Regions from separate parts of the Homo sapiens genome. Here all the other regions are linked to region 1. A link is a contact called in ENCODE Hi-C or POLR2A ChIA-PET data. All regions are on one chromosome and are shown on one strand. Each heading gives the region's core, a stretch centred on a gene start or an enhancer-like site at or near the end of the contact. The rest is flanking DNA. Distances are from core to core; before and after follow the strand shown. Region 1 overlaps LRCH3 (leucine rich repeats and calponin homology domain containing 3). Region 2 holds the start of LMLN (leishmanolysin like peptidase). Region 3 holds the start of RUBCN (rubicon autophagy regulator).

Region 1 (3,878 bases), core at 439-2,938:
ACTTGTTCTCTAAGTCTTCTACTGTCTTGAATATAAAACTAGCACTTTCATTATAAGCTGCCTTATTTTCTGTTTTATTTGTGTTTATTTCCCTGATAAGGTCTAAGCTGTGCCTGGTGGGCAGGGCTTGTATTTTATGCATCTTTATATTCCTTGTACAACCAGCATTCCATAAAGGTCTATCAAGTCAAATGGACGAACCAAGTTAGGCTTTCAGAAGTCTAGGTTTGCCTCCTGATTAAGAAAACAAATGTACTATAAATGACCACATTGCTTAATCTTCCTAGACCTACAGCTTCCTCATCTGTGAAACCTGAACACCTCCAAATGACCTATTAAGAATAAACCAATAAAGTATTTCCGTTAGTTTCAAGAGAACTATATAAAAAAGTTTGTATGTAGTAACAAATCAAGCAGGGACTTAAGGGAAAGAGAAATGGTTAGACAAATTAGGAGATATAGTATGTATAGTATTAGATGACTTGTGTGAAAATACAATGACAGAGATAAAGGAGGACAAGAGAACATGGCCATTAGTACATTAACAATTCTTATGAGGGTTGAAAAGGCACAAAAAGAAGAAACATCTCAGGGCAGACAAGGTTTTGAGGGAGGGAGGTACCTTTGTGAACTTCTGCTTGTAGGAATATTAATTTTAGTATTTTTGCTATTGGTCAAAAGATTTGCCTACTTTTTTTTTTTTTTTTTTTTTTTTTGAGGTGGAGTCTCACTCTGTCAACCAGGCTGCATGAAGTGCAGTGGTACGATCTCAGCTCACTGCAACCTCCGTTTCCTAGGCTCAGACAATTCCTCCACTTCAGCCTCCTGGTTAGCTGGGATTACAGGCATGCACCACCACGCCCAGCTAATTTTTTTATTTTTACTTGAGACAGGGTTTTGCCATGTTGGCCAGGCTGGTCTCAAACTCCTGACCTCAGGTGATCCACCCACCTTGGCCTCTCAAAGTGCCGGGACTACAGGCGTGAGCCACCACACCCGGCCAGATTTGCCTGCATTTTTATAGAAAACAAGAGACAAGGGAACTTGTTGGATGAAGAGGAATCAGGTGAGAAAGAGAGTTAAACGTCATTGCCAAGGGTCTGGTACATTCAGAAAAAAAGAGTTTATCAGGTAAAACAGTAAAACAGACATACGCATCGTACTTAAAGGAGATGGTCTCTAGTTAAAGTATGAAATACAGGAAAGTCTTTAGTGGACAAGAAAAATTCATTTAATCATTCAACAAATACTTATTGACCATTACTATGAGCTAAGACCTGCTAAGGTCTAGGGACACAGCAGTAAGTAAAACAGACATGGTTCTTACCTTCATGGAGTTTACAGATAAATGAGAGACAGATATTAAGTAAACAAAATTACAAATAATTAATTATGAAGAAAAAATGACGATTTCAGAACAAAAAGATAAGCAATACAGGTAAAATAAAATGACAACATTTCAGGCACTACTATAGAGGCTGCAAAACGTTAAGAAATATTAATGGCGTTGTTAATTGGATGTGTGTGGAGAGCAGAAAGGAACAAATCAAAGTTCCTGCAAAGGATTAAGCCTGTGAGGCTAGCAAACTTTTGTTATTTACAAAAGCGAGGAAGCTGGAGAGAGGTCTGAGTAACAGTTTGCATCTGCACGGGCCTTTTATGGTTCACACAGCACTTTCACTTTCATCTTACTGATCTTTACTATGACACTAGAAATTGAGGAAATGGCAGCTGGATAGTAAAGTGACATGTCCAATGACAGATTTACCGTTAACAAGATAATCACTTGTTCTGTCCTCATGCAGATAGACACAAGTAAAAGAGACACTCTATTTAGTCAAGATTCCTTACAGAGAGAAAAATGGTCGACATTTTAATGGACAATAAAAACCAACGGGCCTGACCAAACAAATAAGCACTTAGCCAGTCAGCAGCTTGAACAGCATCATTCAAACGACTCACTTTGACAAAGTCCAGGACAGCATCTCTCTGGATCTGCTTGGTCCTTATTTTCTCCTCCTCATACTGCAGGGCAGCAAGCTGAGCCTCTCTCCGAGTGCGCTCTACTAACTGCTCCCTTCTCTGATGAAGTTCCAGGTCTGTGTGTGACAGCTGGAACCAAAGCGTTATTGTGCATACAAAAGTAAAAATGAGGATCACGTTACCAATATTCCCTATCAATTTAGGGAACTACTGTTGACCCATGCAACTTTTGCTTTGAAGTCACCTAGCATTGCTTGAAATGTGTTTATTGGCTAATCTTTTCCCGTCTTTGCACGGTTCTTATATGTATTAGGTTGGTGCACCAAACTAATACTATAAAGCCATCATGAAGGTAAAGATTTTCTATCTAGTGTCTAAAAACACTGTTAGCAAGTATCACGTACATATGTTATATTAATCGATTGAGACAGCTAGTAATGCTTAAATATACCTGGCAATTAATGGCAATTTAAGTATTATAAAAGAAAAAAAATCATCTTAGTTTAAAAAGCAAAAATAAACACAACTACTAAACATTACCTGATTGTGACTTGCTGATAGTGACAGGAGGGAAGATGGCTCAGCTGGAACCCTGACCCAAAAAAGAAAAAAGAAAGAAAAAAACTCTTTGATAAAAAGACAAACAGATACATAAAAAACAAATGAAATTTTTATTGTAAATGTAGCTTTCTATTAATCAGTAGCAAACTGCCTAGTTAGCATTGAAGGAGTAGCTGCATTTTGTAAACCTAAGTCCAAGTCATTAAGTGAAACCAGAGGAAAATCTGATGCCTCCAACTCACGTTTCATGTGGTATCAACTGTCTATGTCAGCCAATACCAACAATACAGTTAATTGAGATCACCTTGCAAACAGCATCATTTCTTTATAACACAAATAACTATTATCTTCGTTACCACCATGATTAAAACACGATACATGTAAACTGAGATCCTTTTACATACAGTCATTTTTATCAACTACAGAACCTCGTAACTGTACTTATAAAGCACACCTGCTCTTATTTTCAATCGATGAAGCAATTTTAACACAGAAATAAAGATTCTGGTTTTTTTATTTTTAAGAAAAATACAAAGCCCTTTTTAATGCTTAAAAAAACAAAAAAAAAGTAGTACTTCCTTCTCACTGCTATCAGTGTTAATTCTTATAGTTTACTATTTATCCTTTTCCTGAAACAGATTTCATTGCTCAAGTCTCTGTAACTCATCTTTGTGTCTGAAACTAAAACTGGCAAGATTAGTTACTGTCTGACGTTTAGGACGTGGCCTCCAAAACTATGATGATTAGCCTATCAGGCTGATCTACAGGCACTGAAATCAGTGTGCTAATTAGGGCAACCAAAAAAAACCCATCATCATGGCTCACTGCAGTCTTGACCTCCTGGGCTCCAGCCATCACGCCCAGCTGTCTTTGTTTTTTTTGTTTTTTTTTTTTTAATTTTTCTGTGGCAATGAGGGTCTTATTATGTTGCCCAGGCTGGTCTCAAACTCCTGCCCCTCAAGCCATCCTCCCACCTCAGCCTCCTAAAGTAATTGGATTACAGGCGTGTGAGCCACTGCGCCCAGCCGTTTTTTTTTTGTTTTTTTTTTTTTTTGTGGCCCAAGGTGGAGTGCAATGCCGTGATCATGGCTCACTGCAGATTCGACCTCCTGGCCTCAAGCGATAATATCGCCTCAGCCTTTCGAACAGCTGGCCTACAGGTGTGTGTCAACCAACCCAGGCTTATTTCTGCAGTTTTTGTAGAGACCGGGTTTTGCTAGGTTAACCCAGGTCGCTCTCAAACTCCTGAGCTTTCAAGTGATCCACCCACCGAGGCCTCCGAGTGCTGGGATTACGGGTGTGGGCCACCACGCCACGCCCTGATTACACATTTA
Region 2 (3,878 bases), core at 631-3,130, 110 kb before region 1:
ACGTTCTATGTTGTGATGGGTTGTATGCTTTATGTGGATGTGCATGGATACATTTGTGGCATTTCAATATATGTAAATTTTACCAAAAAACTTCAAAAGAACAGTAACTCAAGTAGGGGGCTGCGGAATGGCTGAAAGTATATGAAACAAGAATGGCGGAACCTTAAAGCTAGGTGTTAAAGCTAGGTGATGGGTCCATGCGGGTTCATTAAATTATTCTGATGTTGTTTGTACCGGCGTAATAAAAGGTAAAAACAAAACTTACAGGCTTTAGTTGAGAACCAGTTAAAAAGTAAAACTGTTTTGTAGCTCCCCAACACCACCAAAACCAAAAAAGTTATGTAATTTCCTGTAGCATTGAACAGAGGTATAGTCATTAGCGTAACTACAGTGAACACTGTAGCTCCTGGCTATACTCCGTGTCCAGGTTAAAACAAGGAGAATAGTGAGGACGACAGGGTATTTATATACTCTATGAGGAACTAGCGAAACGTATTAGGGACCAGGACTCTTTCTCTTATTTTAATCCAAATTAAAAGAGAGAAGTGCAGGGTTTTGTGGGAAATTTTTTTTAAAGAATTCAGCGAAAATGCAGCATGATAAAAGCTGCAAAAAAGCTATAAACTCCGAAGTTAATATTTTGGCTCACTTGGTTATGAAGAGTATGCATGTAACATTTTGGGAAATTACCATAAAAATGAGTGTCTTTAGATTTCTGGGCTGAATTGAACATGTGTAGGTGTATCAGCATGCAGCCCTGCCCCAGGTACTCTCCCTTTCTCAAAGAATATGGATTATCGTGGACCCACCTCTGACCTAAATACTGTGAAGGAATCAAAGTATGAAACACAAACCTTATCCCACGGAACCTTATAATCTAACTGCAAAGGCAAGATACGCCTAAAAAATAAGCCATTATCCCATAGCAGTACTTGGTTAAATGCCAGGAGGGAGTACAGACACGATGTACTTTTTAATGAAAAGAATATTGCGCTGTGGTGGTTTCAGCAGGCTGCCTTGAGGTTAGGGAATTTGAAATGAGACAAAGAATTTAAGCAGAGAGAAAAATGGGATGGGAGGCGGGCAGGCACTTCCAGAGCAGAGGAACCGGGTAAAGCAAACAAAGTGACGACATAACGTGAAAAGAAACCTGAATTTTGTCTCCAGTGAGCCCCCAACGTCCCACCAACGCCTCTATCTGGCTCTCCGTTCAATGTCTTCCCGAAACTTCAGGTCAGCGGTTCCTAAAGTGGTCCCCGGACAAGCATATCTCACCAACCAGCTGGGAACGTAAACTGTCAACTCTGGGGACTCATCCCAGACCTACTGAGTCACTAAGTGGGGGACTGAGGGCGGCAATCCGTGTTGTACCATGTGCGTCGGGTGACTGTGATGCACGCTCAAGTTTGAAAACCACTCCTCGAGGGCTACTGCTAAGCACAACCCTCCGCACAGAAGTGATACTGTTCTGAGCGCCTAACAGCCAACTTGCAGGGTGTAGGGAGCTGAGAGCGGGTCCCAGGCCTGTAAGAGTCAGGCTCTGCCCCAATTTCGCTTTCTCATCCAGGACACCTTCTCCCAGTCACTATCTCCTACGCCTGCTCCTTCTGGGTGACTTTACCCTGAGAGGGCCCGCTCCCGCCCATGTCGCCCTACCTCAGTGTCAGAGGGGACGTGGTGCCGGCAGGGAGGGGAACTGCCCAAGGAGACGGGAGTAGATGTGGCGCTGGCCCGGAGCCCGCCCAACAGGAGTAAAACGCTTCGGACCCACACAGACCCGCTCCAGCGCCACCGGCTCCGGCCCGGGCCTGAGCCCGAGTAACCCACTCCTCCGCCCCATTCGGCCGCCATCTTCGGGCCGAGCGTCGTTACCATGGAGTGCGTGACGCCTCTGCGCCCGCGCCGGCCCCGCCCCTCGCCGCTGGGGGTAGACGGAGGGCCCAGCCGGCGGAAAGGCGCTTTCCGATTGGACAGCGTCACCCGCTAGAAGTTCGCCGCAGAAGATGAGGGCGGCGATCACGTCCATCGCGTCTCGTGGCGCGAAGCCGGCCAATAAATGCTGTTTGGAGGCCCACGTGAGTGGGGCTGTGGGAGGAAGAAAGGCTAGCGGGCGTTGGCCGTATGTGGGTGTCTTGAGGCAGTTTTTCAGTTCTTTCATTTACCAAAGTGACATGCACCTACTAGGTGCCAGGTGTTTAGACGTACATACAACCCTCTGCAAAATCTTTCAGTGTAGTCCTCTGTATGAAAAGGTGAGTGGAATACTTTCATTTACTTATCCTGAGTCACCAACTTTAGGCCCATTACTTAACTAACGCCATTTCCTATAAAAATCTATGATACACCGTTTACTGTTTTACTCAACTCCATCTTTTAGTTTCCAGCCAAGAATTGCCACTGCACCTGAGATAAGGGGGATCCTGGCCATTAAGGAAACCTTGCCTTCGAAACTGAGCCGTGAGGAACTATACAAAATGGGAAATTGGGACAAATCCCAGTGGCTCATGACACTAAGAAGTAAAATTACGAACTCACTGAGCTGGAAGTCATTCAACGGGAATTGAATAGGTAAGCTACTATACTGGGAAATGAAGGAGTAGGAAAGAAGGAAAACCTCAAGTTACAAACTATGGGTGGAGATTCAGCTACGAGGATGGGGTGGTGTTTTAAGTATTACCATTTTACAAGTAAATACTCACTAAATGTGTGTATCATCCCACAACTAGTGGAAGGTGGGATTCCAAACCACATTTGTAACTTAGGAAACGTGCCCTTTCCACTACAATACCACAAATAAATTGCTATTGTGAATAAAGAATGGAACCAGTCATCCTAAGCTCCTGGCTGTAACAATAGTGTTATGCTGAGGAAAGGCTGTTTCTTTTTTTTTTGAGACGGAGTTTCACTCGTCGCCCAGGCTGGAGTGCAGTGACACAATCTCGGCTCAATGCAACCTCTGCCTCCCGGGATCAAGCTATTCCCCTGCCTCAGCCTCCCGAGTAGCCGGGATTACAGGCACCCGCCACCACGCCCGGCCAATTTTTATGTTTTTAGTAGAGACGTAGTTTCACCACGTTGGCCAGGCTGGTCTCAACCTCATGACCTCAGGTGATCCGCCCGCCTCCGCCTCCCAAAGTGTTGGGATTACAGGCGTGAGCCACCGCGCCCAGCCAGGAGGCAAAGCTGTTTCAATGGTGTAGTGGACAAGTTACCAGCCACGCAAGCCCTTTCCTGTAAACCACAGGACTCCTCCTTTGGCAACGGTGACTTGAGTACTTTTGACTTAATTTCCATATGGGAGGAGAAAAACATAAAAACATACATTTATTATTTACAAATGCTGCATCATCTCAGTAAGGAAGAGCATGTATTTGCTTTTGAGTCTCATTTGCCATTGCACATGTAAGTTACTCGAGTTAAAGTCTCAACCGTTTGTTTTCCCCCGCTTTGCTCAGATGCCTACCACTTACCGTGTGTCTGTTCCACTCAGAATACCATCCACTTCTCCATATGCCTAACCCAGACCTGAAATACCCATCTGTCTTCATGGATATGTCCACAGGTTAACATCTTACAGCTTCCTCAAATTCAACTTTAGCTCCTCCCACAAAACCATCTCCTGATTCCCCAACTTTGTAAATGCACCATTATCCATCCAGCCCCCAAAGCCAGAAACATGTTAGAATTCTCCATTTGAGACTGAAAAGCCCACCTAATTTTCCCTTGTTTATGCTGGGATGCCATTGGGATTTGAAATAATCTGAGCTGGTGGCTCATATCTGTAATCCCAGTACTTTAGGAGAACAAGGCAGGGGGATCACTTGAGGCCAGGAATCGAGACCAGCCTGGGACCCCGAAAAAACATTTTAATTGGCTGG
Region 3 (3,878 bases), core at 454-2,953, 110 kb after region 1:
CTCCAAAAGAGAAGAAAGTCACAGAAGGAAGAGAAATCCCAATGAGTAATATTGCCCCTTTCTTAAAGAAGTATAATCGTTTAGTAGGAAAATGAGAAAGTTTGAAAGAGAGTATTTTTTTAACCTAAATGAAATCATAAATGGCTTCAAGAGGCTCTTTCATTTCATTTTTAATTGCCAAAACACTTTTGTCAAGTTTGAAAATACCTAAAAGCCATATATTATTTTAATATAGAGTCATTAGTTTTTCACGGAGTTATTCTTGATCGCTCTTTCTCCCTCACTTGCCACAGTCAGTCCTTTATAGAGTAGTGCTGATTCTGTTGCCTTCACATTGCTGTAATCTGAGCCTCCTTGTTCTCTTCAACCGCTGCTGTAGTTTAAGCCTGGGTTTGCAAACTAGCAACTCAAGGGCCACCTTCAGCCTACAGACAAGCTGTGTTTGGCCTGTGCAAAGTTGAAAGTTTAAAAAATTTGTTGCCAACGTTTAAAAATTTGGAAGTAGTGCTTAAAAATGCAGATCCTAGCTTCTTTTAAAAAATCAAAATATCATAGCTAGGTGTGGTGGCTCGCACCTGTAGTCCCAGCTATTCAGGAGGCTGAGGAAGGAGGACTGCTTGAGCCCAGGAGTTCCAGGCTGCAGGGAGCTATGATTGCGCCACTGCACCCCAGCCTGGGCGACAGAGAGAGACCCCGTCTTTGAAAAAGAAAAAAGAGAAACCAGAGTATCTGGCAACCCTAGGCCCACGTTTCTTTCAACTGGTTCGCTTCACTTCTTAGCATTACTTGGTTATCCCCCATAAGGATGACCAGTCTCCTATCTAGCCTTCCACCGTTACCTCAATATAGTATTATATCTGCCCCATCTCCTGTCCACATTGTCAAAAGTGGCTTTCTCATCAGATTCGATCAAATCACTTCTTGATTTGCATATGCTTGATTTGCTGATTGTTTTCAGGATAAAATCCAAACTCCTTAAAATGGCATTTCATGATCTGGTTTCCCCACACCAGAATGCCCACACCATGCTGCTGCTCACTCCTTCCCAGCTCTGGCTACCCAGCACCTGCAGTTCCCAAGCCAGCACTTCCTTCCTTGTATCTGCCGTGTTGCTCTCTCCACCTTCTCTTCTTTCTCCTGGCTAACCCGTACTCAGCCTTGAAAACTCTGCGTTGACATCCATCTTCCGAGAGCCCCCAGAAGCCTTTCTCTCCTGCTCTTTTATGATCCCAAAGCAACCTGTGCTCTTGTTTGTGAGCGCTTCATTTAAATGCTCGAGGTCTCCAAACACCACCAGCGGACATTAAGCCAGGGCGGGCTGAGTGGGGTTAATCGTACCGGGATTAGATTAGCGTTATTGCCTAGTCTACATCTCGGACTGAGTTCGGTCCCCAGCGTGTAATGTCACGGGGGTGAATAAGGATACGCCCCGGCACGGATTCCTGAGACCAAGGTCCCCCGCCGCTTGCAAGCCGGCCCAGCCAACCACCGGGTGCGTAGTAATCCACGAGCGCGGCCTGGGATTGGAGGGCGCGGCCTGCGGGAGCGGCCTGGGATTGGAGGGCGCGGCTTGCGGGAGCGGCCTGCCGTTGGAGGGGCGCGGTCTGCGAGCGCGGCCTGGGATTGGAGGACGCGTCCTGCGGGAGCGGCCTAGCCTCGGAGTGCTCGCCGGGGGCTGTAGTCCCCGGAGCCGGAAGTGGGGGTGGCCGGGATAGAAGCCGCAGCCCAGGCGGCGGTCCCTCCCGCTGTCGCCGCCCGGGTGTAGCGCATCACCCGGAGCCCACCGGCCGCAGGTGCCTCCTCCGGCCCCAGGGGGCCCCGGGAGCCCTGAAGGGCGAAGCGGCAGGGACGCCTCTCTTGGGCGAAGAGGCGGCCTCACCGCCCCGGATGCGGCCGGAGGGCGCGGGAATGGAGCTCGGAGGCGGCGAGGAGCGCCTGCCTGAGGAGAGCAGGTGGGCTGGGAGCCGCCGCGGAGTCGGGGCAGCGACAGGCGCCGGAGCCCCGGGAGGCTTGGGAGGGCGCGGGGTCACGGAGAGAAGGGCCGGGCGCGACGAGTCTTGAGGACGACGGCTGCGGAGGACTTGTTTGGGAAGCATTTCGCAGAGGAAGGACGGGCGGGGCGGGGATGGGACGAAGGAACCGGCTTAGGGTGAGGAGGGTGGGTGGGATTTGCGGAGGGCAAGGGCAGCAGAGGAGGGTGAAGCTCAGATCCAAGACTGCTGGAGAGGAGGTGGCAGCTGAGAGACTGGGCGAAGAGGCCAGAGGGGTGCAGTGAGGTTTTACAGGCCAGAGTCTATAGACAGGGGCAGGGCACCACCCGGACTGAAACTTGCCGTGACAGCAAGTGGGGCCAACGCGAAGAGGATGTGAGAATTCCTGGGAGCAGAGGTGAAGCGTTATGAGTGGCCTCGGAAGAAGCTTAGGCAGAGATGAGCATGGGGATGAAGGCGAGGAGAGCCTGGGGAGAAAGTGAGCGAGTGTCATGGCAGTGCGGTGGGGCGGGGACTGCTAATGAGACCAGAAACTCTGCACTTTGTCATTGCCGAATCCCTGTCAGAGAGTGGCAGGACCTCTGTGCCATTTCCTTTTCGTCTTCAAACCTGTCCCTTTTTCCTCACAATGCAAACTAAGCAAGTTCACATTTATTTATATGGAACCATGTCAGAAAGCTCATATCTTCTAGAAATTGGGGGATTTAAAATATAAAAACTACTTTGGACCGGGTGCGGTGCCTCACACCTGTAATTCCAGCACCTTGGGGGAGGCTGAGGCGGGTCGCTTGAGTCCAGGAGTTTGAGACCAGCCTGGGTAACCTAGGGAGATCCCCGTCTCTACAAAAATACAAAAATTAGCTCGGCGTGGTGGTGCTCACCTGTGGTGCCAGCTACTCGGGAGGCTGAGGCGAGAGGATCACTTGAGTCCAATAAGTCGAGGCTGCATTGAGCCGAGATCGCACCACTACACTCCAGCCTGGGTGACAGAGGAAGACCCTGTCTTCAAAAAACAAAAAGCCAAAGAAACCCCGAACTACTTTGACTAAATGATGAATCGGAGTCTGTAGAGATGCCTTCCATATTTAGGGTTTGCTTCATTAATAACTCTGGTCTTAATCTTTTTTAAAGAGGCTGGAATGCTGACAGGCGAGAGCAGGAATGTGGCTTAAGGGAGTCATACTTGACATTTATTATTTTATTTTTATTTTATTTTTTGAGACACAGCCTCACCCTGTCCCCCAGGCTGAGCGCAGTGCCGTGAACACGGCTCACTGCAGCCTCCAACTCTTGGGCTCAAGCGATTATACTAGCTCAGCTTCCCAAGTAGCTGGGGATATAGGTGCCAGCTACCACATCTGGCTACTTTAAAAAACTTTTTTGTAGAGACAGGGTCTCACCATATTGCCCAGGCTGGTCTCTAACTCCTGGGCTCAAGCAATTCTCCCCCGCCACGTCGGCCTCCCAAAGTGCTGGAATTAACAGGTGTGAGCCACCAGGCCTGACCTCACTTGACATTTAGAAACAGTTTCAGATATAATGATGGTCTCAGGAGCAGCTGGGATCCAAAAACTAGAAGCAGAATATTTACCTCTGAGAAAATATCAACAAGGGAAGATTTATGAGATGTTCCTGGGTGAAGACTTGCTATTTTTAAGGGTGACTCTACTTTTATGTGCAAAGTGGCCTGTTGAACAAAACCTGGACTGACAGGACTTTGGGGCTCCTGCCTGAGATCTGAGAATGATTTGTGCTAAGTGAAACTGAACATCTTACTTCCCTTTTCCATGTTTCAGTTTCTGCTTTGCCTATTTGACTATTTATTCTTCCTGCAGATGTCTGTGACGTGCTTCGTGTGAAAGGTCCCATGTAAATTCTAAACACGTT

What was found. A loop is a pair of places that touch in the nucleus more often than their neighbours do. ChIA-PET counts read pairs that join two places held with the same protein, here RNA polymerase II (POLR2A). Pooled maps may share reads with other maps.
Region 2: a loop to region 1 is called in a pooled map, with 2.5 times the contacts of the local background. The contact joins the promoter of LMLN here to the enhancer-like site in region 1. A Hi-C loop is called at or near these places in 1 of 37 single-sample maps with no recorded cell type and 6 of 50 pooled maps. POLR2A ChIA-PET finds 5 or more read pairs at or near these places in 6 of 52 experiments (Caco-2, H1, HEK293 and 2 more).
Region 3: a pooled map shows a loop between it and region 1 (5-fold over the local background). The contact joins the promoter of RUBCN here to the enhancer-like site in region 1. A Hi-C loop is called at or near these places in 2 of 168 maps with a recorded cell type or tissue (naive thymus-derived CD4-positive, alpha-beta T cell and sigmoid colon), 3 of 37 single-sample maps with no recorded cell type and 11 of 50 pooled maps. POLR2A ChIA-PET finds 5 or more read pairs at or near these places in 5 of 52 experiments (AG04450, PC-9, Panc1 and 2 more).

What each region holds. Positions count from the first base shown.
Region 1 is chr3:197,846,106-197,849,983 of GRCh38, reverse strand. LRCH3 (leucine rich repeats and calponin homology domain containing 3) reads right to left here. Exons shown (of 21, transcript NM_001365715.1): 11 at 2,524-2,575; 12 at 1,963-2,112. All of the region lies in intron 1 of LOC105374310 (a long non-coding RNA gene), which reads left to right. Among named protein-coding and RNA genes, the nearest start is that of LRCH3, 57 kb to the right of the region's middle. RefSeq lists an enhancer at 1,722-1,781. Within about 2 kb of position 1,688, at least 10 of the 41 ENCODE cell types and tissues checked have a DNase peak (open chromatin) inside an H3K27ac peak, as active enhancers do.
Region 2 is chr3:197,958,219-197,962,096 of GRCh38, reverse strand. LMLN (leishmanolysin like peptidase) reads right to left here and starts at 1,880. Exons shown (of 17, transcript NM_001136049.3): 1 at 1,657-1,880. The coding sequence starts at 1,851. DRC9 (dynein regulatory complex subunit 9) reads left to right here and starts at 2,106. Exons shown (of 12, transcript NM_032263.5): 1 at 2,106-2,252; 2 at 2,378-2,568. RefSeq lists a silencer at 1,822-2,051 and an enhancer at 2,603-3,103.
Region 3 is chr3:197,734,729-197,738,606 of GRCh38, reverse strand. RUBCN (rubicon autophagy regulator) reads left to right here and starts at 1,703. Exons shown (of 20, transcript NM_014687.4): 1 at 1,703-1,952. The coding sequence starts at 1,888. RefSeq lists a silencer at 1,440-1,989 and enhancers at 1,578-2,425, 3,356-3,405.